2 separate regions of the Homo sapiens genome follow, and region 2 is linked to region 1. The links are chromatin contacts, found by Hi-C or POLR2A ChIA-PET in ENCODE. All regions are on one chromosome and are shown on one strand. Each heading gives the region's core, a stretch centred on a gene start or an enhancer-like site at or near the end of the contact. The rest is flanking DNA. Distances are from core to core; before and after follow the strand shown.

The links. A loop is a pair of places that touch in the nucleus more often than their neighbours do. ChIA-PET counts read pairs that join two places held with the same protein, here RNA polymerase II (POLR2A). Pooled maps may share reads with other maps.
Region 2: a loop to region 1 is called in a pooled map, with 4 times the contacts of the local background. The contact joins two enhancer-like sites. A Hi-C loop is called at or near these places in 3 of 168 maps with a recorded cell type or tissue (CD4-positive, alpha-beta T cell, CD8-positive, alpha-beta T cell and natural killer cell), 1 of 37 single-sample maps with no recorded cell type and 12 of 50 pooled maps. POLR2A ChIA-PET finds 5 or more read pairs at or near these places in 7 of 52 experiments (CD4-positive, alpha-beta T cell, GM10248, activated CD4-positive, alpha-beta T cell and 2 more).

What each region holds. Positions count from the first base shown.
Region 1 is chr21:42,244,042-42,250,765 of GRCh38, reverse strand. All of the region lies in intron 2 of ABCG1 (ATP binding cassette subfamily G member 1), which reads right to left. Among named protein-coding and RNA genes, the nearest start is that of ABCG1, 28 kb to the right of the region's middle. Within about 2 kb of position 1,370, at least 3 of the 41 ENCODE cell types and tissues checked have a DNase peak (open chromatin) inside an H3K27ac peak, as active enhancers do.
Region 2 is chr21:42,421,224-42,427,161 of GRCh38, reverse strand. UBASH3A (ubiquitin associated and SH3 domain containing A) reads right to left here. Exons shown (of 15, transcript NM_018961.4): 8 at 342-465. Among named protein-coding and RNA genes, the nearest start is that of UBASH3A, 20 kb to the right of the region's middle. RefSeq lists an enhancer at 3,716-3,985. Within about 2 kb of position 1,266, at least 6 of the 41 ENCODE cell types and tissues checked have a DNase peak (open chromatin) inside an H3K27ac peak, as active enhancers do.

The sequences.
Region 1 (6,724 bases), core at 121-2,620:
CACGTTTGTGTTATGTTCCCATCAGTGAAAATGAGACTCAGGAATGGCCCACATGGAGGGTACCGCGGGAGAGACCCTGACCTCACACAGGCAAGTTCTGTCCACTGGCGCTCACTGTGTGTGTGACCCAAAGAACTAAAATCTCAATGACCATGAGCGGCCACCAGAGGAGGCCTGCAGGGAGGCTCATGGGTGGCCCCTGACTCATTCCCTGGGAGGTCCCAGCCCTGTTTTCAGGGCTCTCTTCCAACAGGCTAGCTGGACTGTGCTCCTCCACGTTTGGGCACCACTGCATGCGGCTGCCTATCTCTGGGAGCCTGGAGTCCCCCTCCATGCAGGATGCCCAGAGCACCCACGGGAAACCAAAGACCACTGAGGCATGGGGCAGGGAATGGGAAGTGAACTGGGTTTGGATCTGGCTTCCACCCCCTCTATAATGCCTTCAAAATAAGACTGGAAGCACCAAAGTCCCCAAAGAGCTGGGTCCACTCTGCTTGTCCCCTGGGAACATGGCTTCAATGGGATGTGCCACCCCAGGAGAAGGTCAACACGCGCAGCTAGAAACCCTCAGTTCCTCCTCCAGTCTTCATCTCTCCTCCTGTCCCCAAGAGTCCTCAGTGGTTTAGACTTAGAATCCTTTAAACGCCCCCTCCCCCTGCACCCCCATATGTGTTCACACGTGACCCAAGACACACAACACACGGGCACCTTCCTCACCCAGTGAGGACTCTTCATCCCCCTCTCACTTTTTTTTTTTTTTTGAGATGGAATCTCACTCTGTCACCCAGGCTGGAGTGCAGTGGCGCCATCTCGGCTGACTGCAACCTCCGCCTCCCAGGTTCAAGTGATTCTCCTGCCTCAGCCTCCCAAGTAGCTGGGACTACAGGCGTGCACCACCATGCCTGGCTAATTTTTGTATTTTTAGTAGAGATGGGATTTCATCATGCTGGCCAGGCTGGTCTCAAACTCCTGACCCTGGTGATCTGCCTGCCTCAGCCTCCCAAAGTGCCGGGATTACAGGTGTGAGCCACTGCGCCTGGCCCTCCCTCTCACTTCTTTACAGCTCCATACCGTCTTTTTACTTTTTTGATTTCAAACTGCCTTACATTTACAAAATGATGATGCTGATGATGGCAATAGCTGATGCTTATATAGATCTACTATGCCGCAGGGCACGATTCTAAGCTTTCGCATACATTAACTCACTTAATTCTCAACACAGAACTCATTTAATTCTCACCAGAACCCTGCAAGGTCCATATTTCAATACACCCAGATGAGAAAACTGAGGCACCAGAGACCTAAAATAACCTTCCCCAAGAACCATAGCTAGTAAGCAGAAGTGAAACCGACCAGAAACAGAACTTAAACTGAGTGGTCTGGCTCCGGAGTCCACACACAATATGACACTTACTTTCTGTGCAGATCACTTGCTTGTGAGATGTGAGGAAGAAAAATAAATGAATAAATCAATGAAAAATAAATGTGCCCACGAGCCAGCCAGGCGGTAATCTCAGCAACACACCCCAGGCCCGGCGCCCCTCCCTCATCCCAGTCCCCTGCCTTCACCAGATGTCCCCACTCTCTTGAATGGTATTACATCCTTGTTTTTCTCTATCTTGCACCACGTTCGTATTTATCCTTTAACAATTTTGGTGACTTTTGAATGTTTTGAAGTTTTTAGAAAAGGCATCACATTGCATGTGTTCCAGGAATTGCTTTTTCTCCCTCTCCATTATCTTGTCCATGAGATCTGTTCTTGTTGATGCCTGTAACTGTGCTTCATTTCTTTTCTGGGCTGTATAATATTCCACTGTGGACCCATCACAGTTTGTTTATTCGCTCTTTTTTTTTTTTTTTTTTGAGAGAGGTCTTGCTCTGTCACTCAGGCCAGAGTGCAGTGGCACAATCATGGCTCACCGCAACCTCAATCTCCCTGGCTCAAAAAGTCCTCCCTCAGCCCCCCAAGTAACTGGGACTACAGGTGTGCACCACCATGCCCAGGTGTTTTTTTTTTTAATTTTTTAAATTTTTTTATTTTGCAGAGGCAGGGTTTCGCCATGTTGCCCAGGCTGCTCTCGAACTCCTGGGCTCAAACAATTCACCCGCCTCGGCCTCCTAAAGTTCTGAGATTACAGGCGTGAGCCACCGCACCTGCCTGGTTTATTCACTCTTCTTTCAATGAGCATTTGGGTCATATCCAGTCTTGTTGTTGTTATGAACAGTGCTGCTGAGAGCGCTGTATTCAGGTCGAAGTGAAAATGCTGGGCCACAGAGGGTGCGTATCTTCAACTCAGCTTCATGAAGCCAAACAACGTCTGTGGCAGCTGCCCTGCACCCCCCACGGGTGGTGCCTCACAGTCTTCCTTGCTCCAGGGTTCTCTAGTTTAGACAGAACTGCACTTCACTTCGCTTCCCTCCACCACTGCTGTCTGGACAGGTCCCAGGAGTCCTGCAACAGACACATCTCCACTCTCACACCAATCCTCTAATGAGGCCCCTCAGCAACTACTATCTTTCCAGATTTTACAGAGAAACTGGCTGGGGGATAAATCAGATGACGACGGAGATCATGACAATCTTACTGCAGCTTGAACAGGTTTAACAAATAAGCAGAAAGAAACCTAATCTTCTTTATCCTCCTCTCTATGCTTCCTACCACTTTTCTTTTTCAAAACGTTGCTCTCTCATGACCATCTTTGCTTCCTTTTCTTTTGTATAATATTAGTGACCTCAGGCTGCCCCAAGAAAATGCCACAAAATGTGCCGTCTCACCGTTCTGAGGGCAGAAGTTCAAAATCGAGATGTCCGCGATGCCACACTCCCTCCGGAGGCTCCAGGGGAGGGTCCTTCCTTGCGTCTCCAGGCTCTTGCTGGCCCCAGGCGTCTGTGGGCTGTGGCTGTGTTACTCCAACGGCTGCCTCCATCTTCATGGGGCTGTCTCCTCCACATGTCTCTGTCTCTTCTCCCCTGCATCTCTGTGACTTTTTCTTCTCTTCTTCTCTTGTAAGATCATGTCCTTGGATTTTGAATCCATCCTAATCCGGGGTGGCCCCATCTGGACATCCTTAACTTAATCACATCTGTCTGCAAATTGACCTTTTTCTGAATAAGGTCACATTTACAGGTTCTGAGAGTTGGGACATGTATGTACCATTTTGGAGGGTCACCATCAACCCACTACACCATAGTCACCAGTCTAGTCCAAGATCTCCACCCAAATGCTTCCCAGAAAGTCCATTTCCAAGACTGCCCATCACCATACTCTCCCGTTACCTAAATTCTAAACACCACACCTGCTCAGTTCTCCACCGGGTGCCCCCGGGTTCTGCCCCTCTTTGTGGCCTTTTCCAAAGGCTGTGATTTCTCCAGAGATTCTCATCCTCCTCCAATTCCTATAACCCTTCTCTGGGCATTATTCACTGTCTTAGATAACCCCTGCCTGATAGTGAGAGCTCCTTGTGTCCCTATCAATTATAAACTCATTGAGGGACATGCTATCTTTACTTTTTCCTCCCCAAGACTGAGCAAAAATACTTTGCTTATAACAGATAATAAAAGTTTGTTGAATGAAGACAAGATGCTTTTTCCCCATAATGAAAATAGAAAAAAGAATTTCAAATATTTTTATCCTGAAAATTACTCAGAGAAAGACACAAACTCACCAAGAAACAGAAAGAGGACCAGCTAGAAATTGTTTCTGGGAAGTTTATAATAGTTCATATACCTTACCTTAGACAGTCACGTCTAACTTGAAGTAAAACAAAGTTTCTTTAGAATAGTTTTAAAATCACGGTCAAATTCTAAGTCTTGTGGCTTCATTTTAATTGTAGGATTTTTTTTTCTTTTAAAAACTTATCCCAGTCTGGTTGCCTGAGACTTTTTAATTAATGATGGAATCAAACCTTCTTGCTCAGAACAAATAAATACAGGCATATAAGATTCAAATTTAGATGTGGCAGTACCAGAATTTCATCTCAAAAACTGGTTTATTTTAAACTAAAAATCTCAGCCTGCGCCTTGGGTTTCTAATCTATGAAATGTGGAGCGTGGACTATATGAATCTTTAAGGTCTTTTCCTGACTTAAAAAAAGTGCTCTCATTAAAATATAATCATACATGTGTCTTTATGTATAGAAGCATCAATACATACATATTCATATATATACACATACGCCATTGTATCTTGAAATTACATTTGTTACTTTCTGAAAGGAAAAATGATGAAGAAACTTAAAAGCTCATGAAATGATATCCCATCCCTTTACGTCAGTGAGGAAAAGCTGGAACTGAGAATCTCTTTCTTTTAGCCATCAGAGCAAAGCAGCATTGTTTATTATTTTTGCACATGGACTGAGATTATTTTATGAAAATATTTATTAACAGGTAAATTATTAGAACAGCTTTATTGTTTTGCCAGTATCTTAAAGAGGTGACAAATATCTCCATAATCTTTCCTTTTCAAAGCTATCCTATATCCAGTGACAACTATCATTCCTCTTGAGAAATGGCTTTATATCTACAGCCTCTGTAGAAACTGGTGCATTTATTCTTCTAAGTGTTTGGATGGCGAATTCAGTCACTGCACCGTTCTGCAAATCCAAAAGCTGGCATCTGTAGCTTAAATGAGTTCCCCAGATGTCAGTGTGGATGGGTGGAGAAGGGAACTCCCTCCCTGTACTCATCAGCTGGCTCTTGCCACCTGCCCAGAGTTGCCACTCCCTCCCTCACCATGTCCCCCGCCTGCCCCCACCTCTCTAGGATGCTCCTGGGGCTGCTGTTCTTGATCGAATTCCAGGCCATTCCGAGGAAGAAGGGAAGCCGGCCATGTGGTCTTGTGCTGCTGAGTCAGCACTTTCTGCTGCCTGGTGCCCTGTCTCCTCCTCATCAGAGTCTGCTGCCTGGTGCCCCCTCCCCTCCTCATCAGAGTCTGCTGCCTGGTGCCCCATCCCCTCCTCATCGGAGTTGTGCCAAGATGCTTAGATGTGCAGATGATTTTCAGAAAGCATGGATCTCAGGAATAGATAAGGAAATACAGCCCCAGTTCTCCTGGTCTTATCTCAGCCTTGAGCTGTGCTCTCTTCTCTGTCTCTGATGCGACTCCTGTTTGCAGATCCAGCCTTCTGGGCCATTCCCTGCCTCCCTCACACCACATGGGAACCCAGCTCAGTCCTGTCTCTCCTGTGTCCTCTGTCCTTCTTCTTCCTGTCCCCGTGGTTGGCCAGGGAGGCCATCTGGTCTGCACTGGATTGCAGGATGTGTGGCCGCACCCACCCTTCAAGAACACTTCACTGGGGTTAAGATGTTGTTTGGGGTTAAGCCGGGCTTAAGATGCTGCTTTTTAAGTTTCATAATCCTTGTATCTGGACTGAATGCCTAAAACCAATTGGAGAAGAATGCAATTTTCTGGTTCCTTAATAATTTTTATAACTACAAAAACCACAACCCAACAGGTTCCTTGTAAGTTAGACCTATATGCGAGCCAGTGGAGAGGCTCAACCTTCTAAGTAAATCCTGTTTTCTTTGGTTCTTCCATCTGTGGCTTTTCAGAAGTCCTCGGATGCAGAAGTTCATATCACCCTTTCCACTCCCTGGTACAAAGTGTGGGGTGTCTAGATTCACTGGAGGAGCCCCTCCAGGCAGCCCAGGGAACACAAGGTCTGGCAAACACCACTCCTCACTCCAGACGCTCAGCTCCCACTGCAGGCCTGAGCTCGTGGAGCGCGTGGGGGCAGAGCTGGGACATGACTGGGGAAGGAGGTCCTCTTCCTGAGGGTCGTTCTCAGAGGGTGGTGGATTCCCACATGGAGTTCTCACCTGTGGTTTCAATGCACCCCTTCCACGGATGGCTCCAGCCAAGTCAACAGCCCTCTCTGAAGCTCGGGTTCCAACAGCAAGGTGGGGATTTCACCTGCCTACGGTCGTTCCCTTTGTAAGTGTGCCTCTCCCATAGGGAAGGTCACTCTCAGCTCTAAGTGGGTGTTCCCAAGCTTTCTGTGGCTTGGAAATGGATGTCATGTAAACAGCCCTGTCCTTGAGTGTCAGTGGCAAGAAGGTTTCACACCTCCCAGCTCATTCTCAGACGACCACTGCCATGTGCCTGTTCCAGGTATAATTTTTAAAATTCACTAATTGTGATCCTTGCAACTCAAAATCTGCCGTGATTTTAGATGAGGAAAAGCTCAATTTCTTCACCAAAAAAAAGAGTGGGAATTGCAAAGTAAGACAAGACTGTAAATTAGACTTTAGGAAATGCAGTGCAGAAGAGAAGCTTTTGAAGTCTTTTAGCTTTATCAATTTATTGGCAAGGCAATGGCTGTGTTAACTGTGTTTCTAATCTGGTCCTGAGAGCTGGCACAGAGGACGGTGGAAATGGCCGACCTTCTTCTGTTAGGATCGAGTGTTACTAAATACTGAGAGAAGGGCTCAGGCAGGCTCTTGTCAGAACCTTGCACTGGGAGGGGACGAAGGAAGTTCAGGGTCTGGATGCCCTCCTGAATCCCTGTGAGCTCCCATGTCCACTCCTAGGATGCCCTCTCCACCCCCAGCTAACCTCATGTTCCAGCCTCTGCAAATAATTTTATCACTTACAGTGATGTTTTAGCAAGAAAAGAGCAATTTAAAACATTTTTTTAAAGCCAAAGATAGGCCGGGCGTGGGGGCTCACGCCTGTAATCCCAGCACTTTGGGAGGCCGAGATGGGCGGATCACGAGGTCAGGAGAT
Region 2 (5,938 bases), core at 17-2,516, 180 kb before region 1:
GATGAGGGGCCAAGGCACCGGGGCAGGTGACGTCTTGGGGACCTCTTGGCTCATGAATGAGGGAATGGGATGAGAACTCGGGATTCAGCTGCCTTGAGGAGCTCAAGGTGGGGCACTCTGCCATGAAGGGGTGGCTCCCTGTCTGCCCAGAGCAGACAGACCAGGGCAGGACCCCCGGCACCCTCAGACCTGGGAGGCCCCCTTGCTGACCACGCTCTAGGGCAGGGAGGATGTGTCTATGGAACAAAAGCTACACCTACGAAGCTGTGTCCACCGTGAAGTTAATACAAAGTGTAGTTTTGCTTAGTTTACTTAAAAGAAAAAAGGGAATGTTCTATTACCTGCAAGGCCTGTAAGCTGCTAAGACTCCTTGCCGTTTGTGGAAGAAATTCCCCGCTGCATCTGCTGCTGGCTTCACCATCCTTTCTGGAGTTCAGGTCTGTGGCTAGACTGAAGGTGTACATCCTGCAGGGGAAGGAAAGCACGGCTTGAACAGAAGTGAGACCATGTTGTTGCCATGGAGACCCAGCATCTGGTCATGTATGTACTTGAGAATGTCCGGGACAACCTCAGCAGAAAGGTTCCCATGAGCACAAAATGAAGTAGCGTGTGCAAAGTGCTCAGGACTCAGGAAGTGTGGATGATGTGTTTGTTTTATTACAATGATCACCGTCTATGATGGGTAATTTTACATGTCAACGTGGCTAGGCCACAGTACCCAGGTATTGGGTCAAATGTTATTTTAGATGTCACTGTGAAGGTATTTTTTTAGAATGAGATTAACATTTAAGTCACTAGGCTGAGTAAAGCAGAGACCACCCTTCAGATGATGGGGCTGTTGGACTCCATGGTGCTGGCTCAATCTTTTTAAATAGCTGAAAGTCCTTATTAAAAACATTTAAAGCTTTTTAAATCAGAAAATGGTCCTTGAATGTCTCGACACATCACTGTGAGTGGGTCTCATCCAACCAGTTGAAGGCCTTAAGAGGAAACGAACTGGGGTCCCATGAGGAAGGGGAAATCCTGCCTCCAGACCACCTTTGGACTTGAGCTGTAACCTCAACTCTTCCCAGGGTCTCCCATCTGCCAGCCTGCCCTGCAAATTGTGCACTTGCCAGGCTCACAGTCTTGAACCAATTCCTTCAACTAGATCTCTCTCTCTCTTTCTCTCTCGGTCACTCTCTGTCTCTCTGTCTTTGTCTCTGTCTCTGTCTGTGGGGAACCCTGACTAATACACCATCCCCTTTGATCCACTCTGGGAGGAACTGACACACCACCACAGTTTACTGTTCTCAGCCATGCACAGGGCATGTTTCTATTTATCCAGCCCATTTGCAAATGTTTGCATTTCTCCCATAGAGGTCTCAAGTCCCCACATTCTCATAAAACCAGCAGTAGCTCCCACTCCTCCACCGAGACCCGTCCAGAGCCAGGAAGGGCATCTTTTCTTCTGCATCTCAGCATCTGCGTTACACATGATCTTCTCACACTATTACCTGCCCTGTCTCCATCTATAAACTATGGCAGGTCCAGGCCAATTTACTTTGCATCTTCTCAAGCTGTCAGATGCCATTAGATAGGAAATGCACACTTGAGTTGATCCTAAGTAGACCAAGAATATAGATAGTCTCATTGGAACAATCGACAGTTTCCTCTTCAAATTAACATGCTCAGAGCAGTGAGGCACAATTCATAGCCCCACATTAGCACAGGAAATATTGGTTGGTTTCCCCTTCCTGAGGGCAAGGCGAGGGCACCCACAGCCTCCCTGCGGCTCGCTCTGCAGACAGTAGGGCTTTGCTATCAACTGATGACATCTGTGAGGTTTACAGAGAGAAACGGAGTGCATTTTGCTAGTCTTTCAAATGAAATACAATCAAGATTATGCTGTGAACATGGGTGACGGAAGGAGAAAGAAAAGAGCTTAGCATTTTCACATTTCCATTTTTCTCTTTGACTTAAGAGAGCCTCTTGACAGTAACTTACACCATGAAACAGATGTGTTTGAATTCTCCCTGGTTCTTAAAAGGACATAGCTGCCATCTGGGGGTTGCATCACTACGTCCCTGTGTTCATTTCCTGGGGCGGCCATAACAAAGTCCCACAGCTGAGCGGCTTCAACGACAGCCACAGATGCCCTCATAGTCCTGGAGGCTGCGAGTCTGAGGTCAAGCCACCATTGAGGCTGGTCTCTCTTGAGGCCTCTCTCCTTGGCTTGTAGACAGGTACTTCTCCTCGTTTCCTCACAGGCTGTCCCTCTGTGTGTGTCTGTGTCCTCATTTCTTCTTATAAGGACACCAGACATATTGGATCAGGGCCCACTCTAATGCCCTCATTTGAACTTAGTCACCTCTTTAAAGACCCTGTCTCCAAATAAGTTCACATTCTGAGGTGTTAGGGGTCAGGACCTCCACATATGAATGTTGGCAGAATGCAATTTAGCCCTTAATTGTACCTTTCTTATGTCTGAGATATTTGCTGTAAACTTGCTCTGAGGTTTTTGAAGTAATCTGCTGTGTCTGTCTTCAGTGTTGGGAAAGTCCTCATCTTGACTGGGGGATGGCACTTATTCTCCCGAGCCCTCACACTCAAGCCCCCCTGTTGTTTGTCCCACAGGGGTGCTCCCCTCTGCTCTCCTGGACAGAGGATTGGAAGCTGCTGTGGTTTGTGAATACGGTCCTCCATCACCAGTCTCTCCAGGCCATCTCTGATCTTCAAAGCAATGGACAAACATTACAGTGTGATTTTGCGGTAGATAAGTCCAAAGAATCCCTGCACCGTCTGGCACGGAGGCTGAGGCTGGGGTCATTATAGTGGTGATGGGTGACTGGTGTGTTAATTGACAAGTACTATTCATCAGAGCTGCAGACTCTTACCTGGAAAGGTGCCCTCTGTGGCGGGCAGGGGGATTCCTCCTGGTGCGCCTGCAGGTCTGTTTCCAGGCACTCTAATGCCAGTGGTTCTGCTGCTTGGATCGTGCAAGTGTGAGTCCTGACCAGGGCTCGTAGGAAGTAATTATTCAACATCTGCACAGCTATCTGTCAGTCCGTGGGTCAGCTGGCCTCTGGACATTGCTGTCTGACCCCATTTTCCACTAATGAATATGTCAGTGATGTGTGGAGACATTCAAGGATCATTTTCCGATTTTGAAAGCTTTAGATGTTTAATAAGGATTTTCAGCAGTTTGAAAAGATTTAGCCAGCACAGTGGAGTCCAACAGCTCCCGTCATCTGCCTCACTGGCCCATAAGCACAGATCACAGCTTGTCAGGGTGTCTTGATGCTCCCCCAGCCACAATGAGGGTGCTTCCAAAGCAGGACCAATCAGACAACCCACAGCACCTAGCCCAGTGCTTATTTCTCTTTCCTTTCATTGCAATTTTTGTTAATACTGATTAATTCTCAAGAGAAAGTTCCTCTGGAAAGAATAGTCCCAGAAATGTCAGGCATAAAAGCTGGAATGGTTATGTTGATGGCAGGTGTCTGATGTATTAATTGTGAAGTGAAAAGTATCATAGCCGCTGACTCATCTTCTGCAGAGTCTTTGTGGTTCCTCTGTGACTGTGAAACTCTCCCATCCCGGGCAGAGAGCGAAGGACATGCTAAATGATGCGGGGCCACAGGGGAGCCCCAACCCTCCTGAAATTGAGATGGTTAGTTAGGGCATAGCCAGCATCTCCTCTCTATTCCTTAAACTGTTGATTGGATCAGGTGGTGAACTGAGCTTGCAAGAAAGCAAGAGCTTCCTTGATTGTACAACGTCACCTGGCCTCCTGGGCCCGAGTCTTCTCACCTCTCAAGCAGGGGAGCTGCCTTCGGTTATCTCTACAATCCCTTGTGGCACCCACATCCTGTGATTTTGATGTGGCCCCTGGACCCACGGACATGTCTATGTCAGCAAATTGTGTTTCTCCTGAACCGCTGGTCTGCACGCATCTGGGATGGCCATGACTGTTGGTTGAATGTGTGTCTGTTTTCTCACTGGATGTGGGAAAGCTCGGAGCTGGGAGCTCACAGCGCACGCCATGGTATGGACAAACCTCAGCCCTGGCTTTGTCTAGCTTTTCCACCTTTACTCTCCCTTTGACCCAGCTTTCTTACATTCTCTTCTTGAAATTTAAAATGGATTAATTTATGTTTTGAGTAAGTAATGCATTTATATGCTTCATACATTTAAACATTATGAAATGGTCGTGTTTGAAAAGACTCCCTCCCATTTCTGTTCCATTCTCCTGGCTCCCACTCCCAACACCCACCGGTAACCATGGTTAGAAGTTTCTAGACACTCTCCCTTCCAGGGAACCTTTAGGCATACACATGTATAGAAATACATATTGTGCACATGTATTTACAGACAGTTATGTGTTTCTCTCCCCTTCCCCCACAAGTATATCATGCCATACACATCGTTCTGCAACTTATTTTTTTCATTTATCAATAAATCTTGCATATTTTTTCAAATCAATATATAAAATTCTCCCTTTTAATTATTTTAAAGCTGCAAATATTTTATTGTATGGATGTGTCATAATTTAATTTATGGACTTATTTTTAAATTTTAATGATCTCTTCTATAGGCAGTTGAGGTCATAGTTGAAAGCCCAAGCGTGGGATTAGGTATAAGACTGGAATCCGGCTTCCTCTGCTCACTTGCTGTGTGAACACAGGCAAGTGAGTTGATCTCTTTGTGTCTCAGTTTCATCAACTATAAAATGGATCAATAAAAGTGCCTATCCAGGGGGTATTGGAGAAGTAAATCAGTTAGTAAGGGAAATGCATGGCACAGAGCCAGGCACAGGGGGTGATGTTAGTGTGCAAAGCTATTGGACATCTCTTAAGCTGCCTTAAAATAGATTTAAGTGGATTAGGAGTCAACACATCAATAAATAAAGACGTGTGACTACGGCTGCATTTTTCATCCCACATTTGCATTTTGTGGTCCTAAGTTCTTATTCATTAGGGTAAGAAGTTAAATGGCCTCAAGAGAAGATGATATGGAATGTCATGTATGCACAGCTGTGGGGCTTTGGCTGGAATCTGCTCTCCTTGAATGTCAAGTGGCTATTATGTTTAGTGGGGGAGCCCAGGGACATAGGTACTGTCCCTGGCTTGTTATACAAATCTCAGTGTATGAATAATTAGCAAAAAGAAATATAATACTTAAAGAAATCAGCCATAGTCACCAAATCTCCTTTTATAAATATTTCAGACAATACTTCCATTATTTTTACTACTATTTCTTGCAAATTCTAATCATTTCACCAAGAGCTTCTATCAGGTACTATTAAACCATCTTTTCTTTTCTTTTTTGGGGGTTTGGATAAAAATGACCAATATGCAATCATTTATTTCAGCTCTTCAAAATACGTTCTTTCTTAATTTACTTAAAATGCTAGTCTTATCCACACAGAGGCTTATCCATATAGCCTCTGACAATTTTTAAGCAGCTTTTAATGACTACTCAAATAAAACGTCACAATTTTCATAGTTTTGCCATGTGCATGAATCTCATTAGGAAGGGTACAGAAAATAATTCCCTGGATGTATAGATGCTGGAAATAGAAGTCCACAGCAAATGTCCAGCACAGATCTGAAAATCTATAGATTGAGTAGATGCTGATACATCTGTGTTCAACTTAATGATTTATTTATTTGTCAGGGTGGTGAGGGGAACCCTAGAGAAGCTGTGGAGCATTTTAGGAGAGAATTAAACAAATGAGTGAAATATAAAATGGTTTTAAGACCTCCTGCCTGGAGACAGAGGGATGGCCACGATGGTGTTTTTCCAGGCTCTCTTCCCCAGCCACACAGCTCTGAAGGTGCCAGGAAGCCCAGAACCACAACATAGGGTTTTTCTGTGTATTTCTGCCCTTCTCCTCCCACTCTCATCATTCAGTTGTTCCAACCATCAGTCTTGACACCTGCAAGAGCTCCACCCC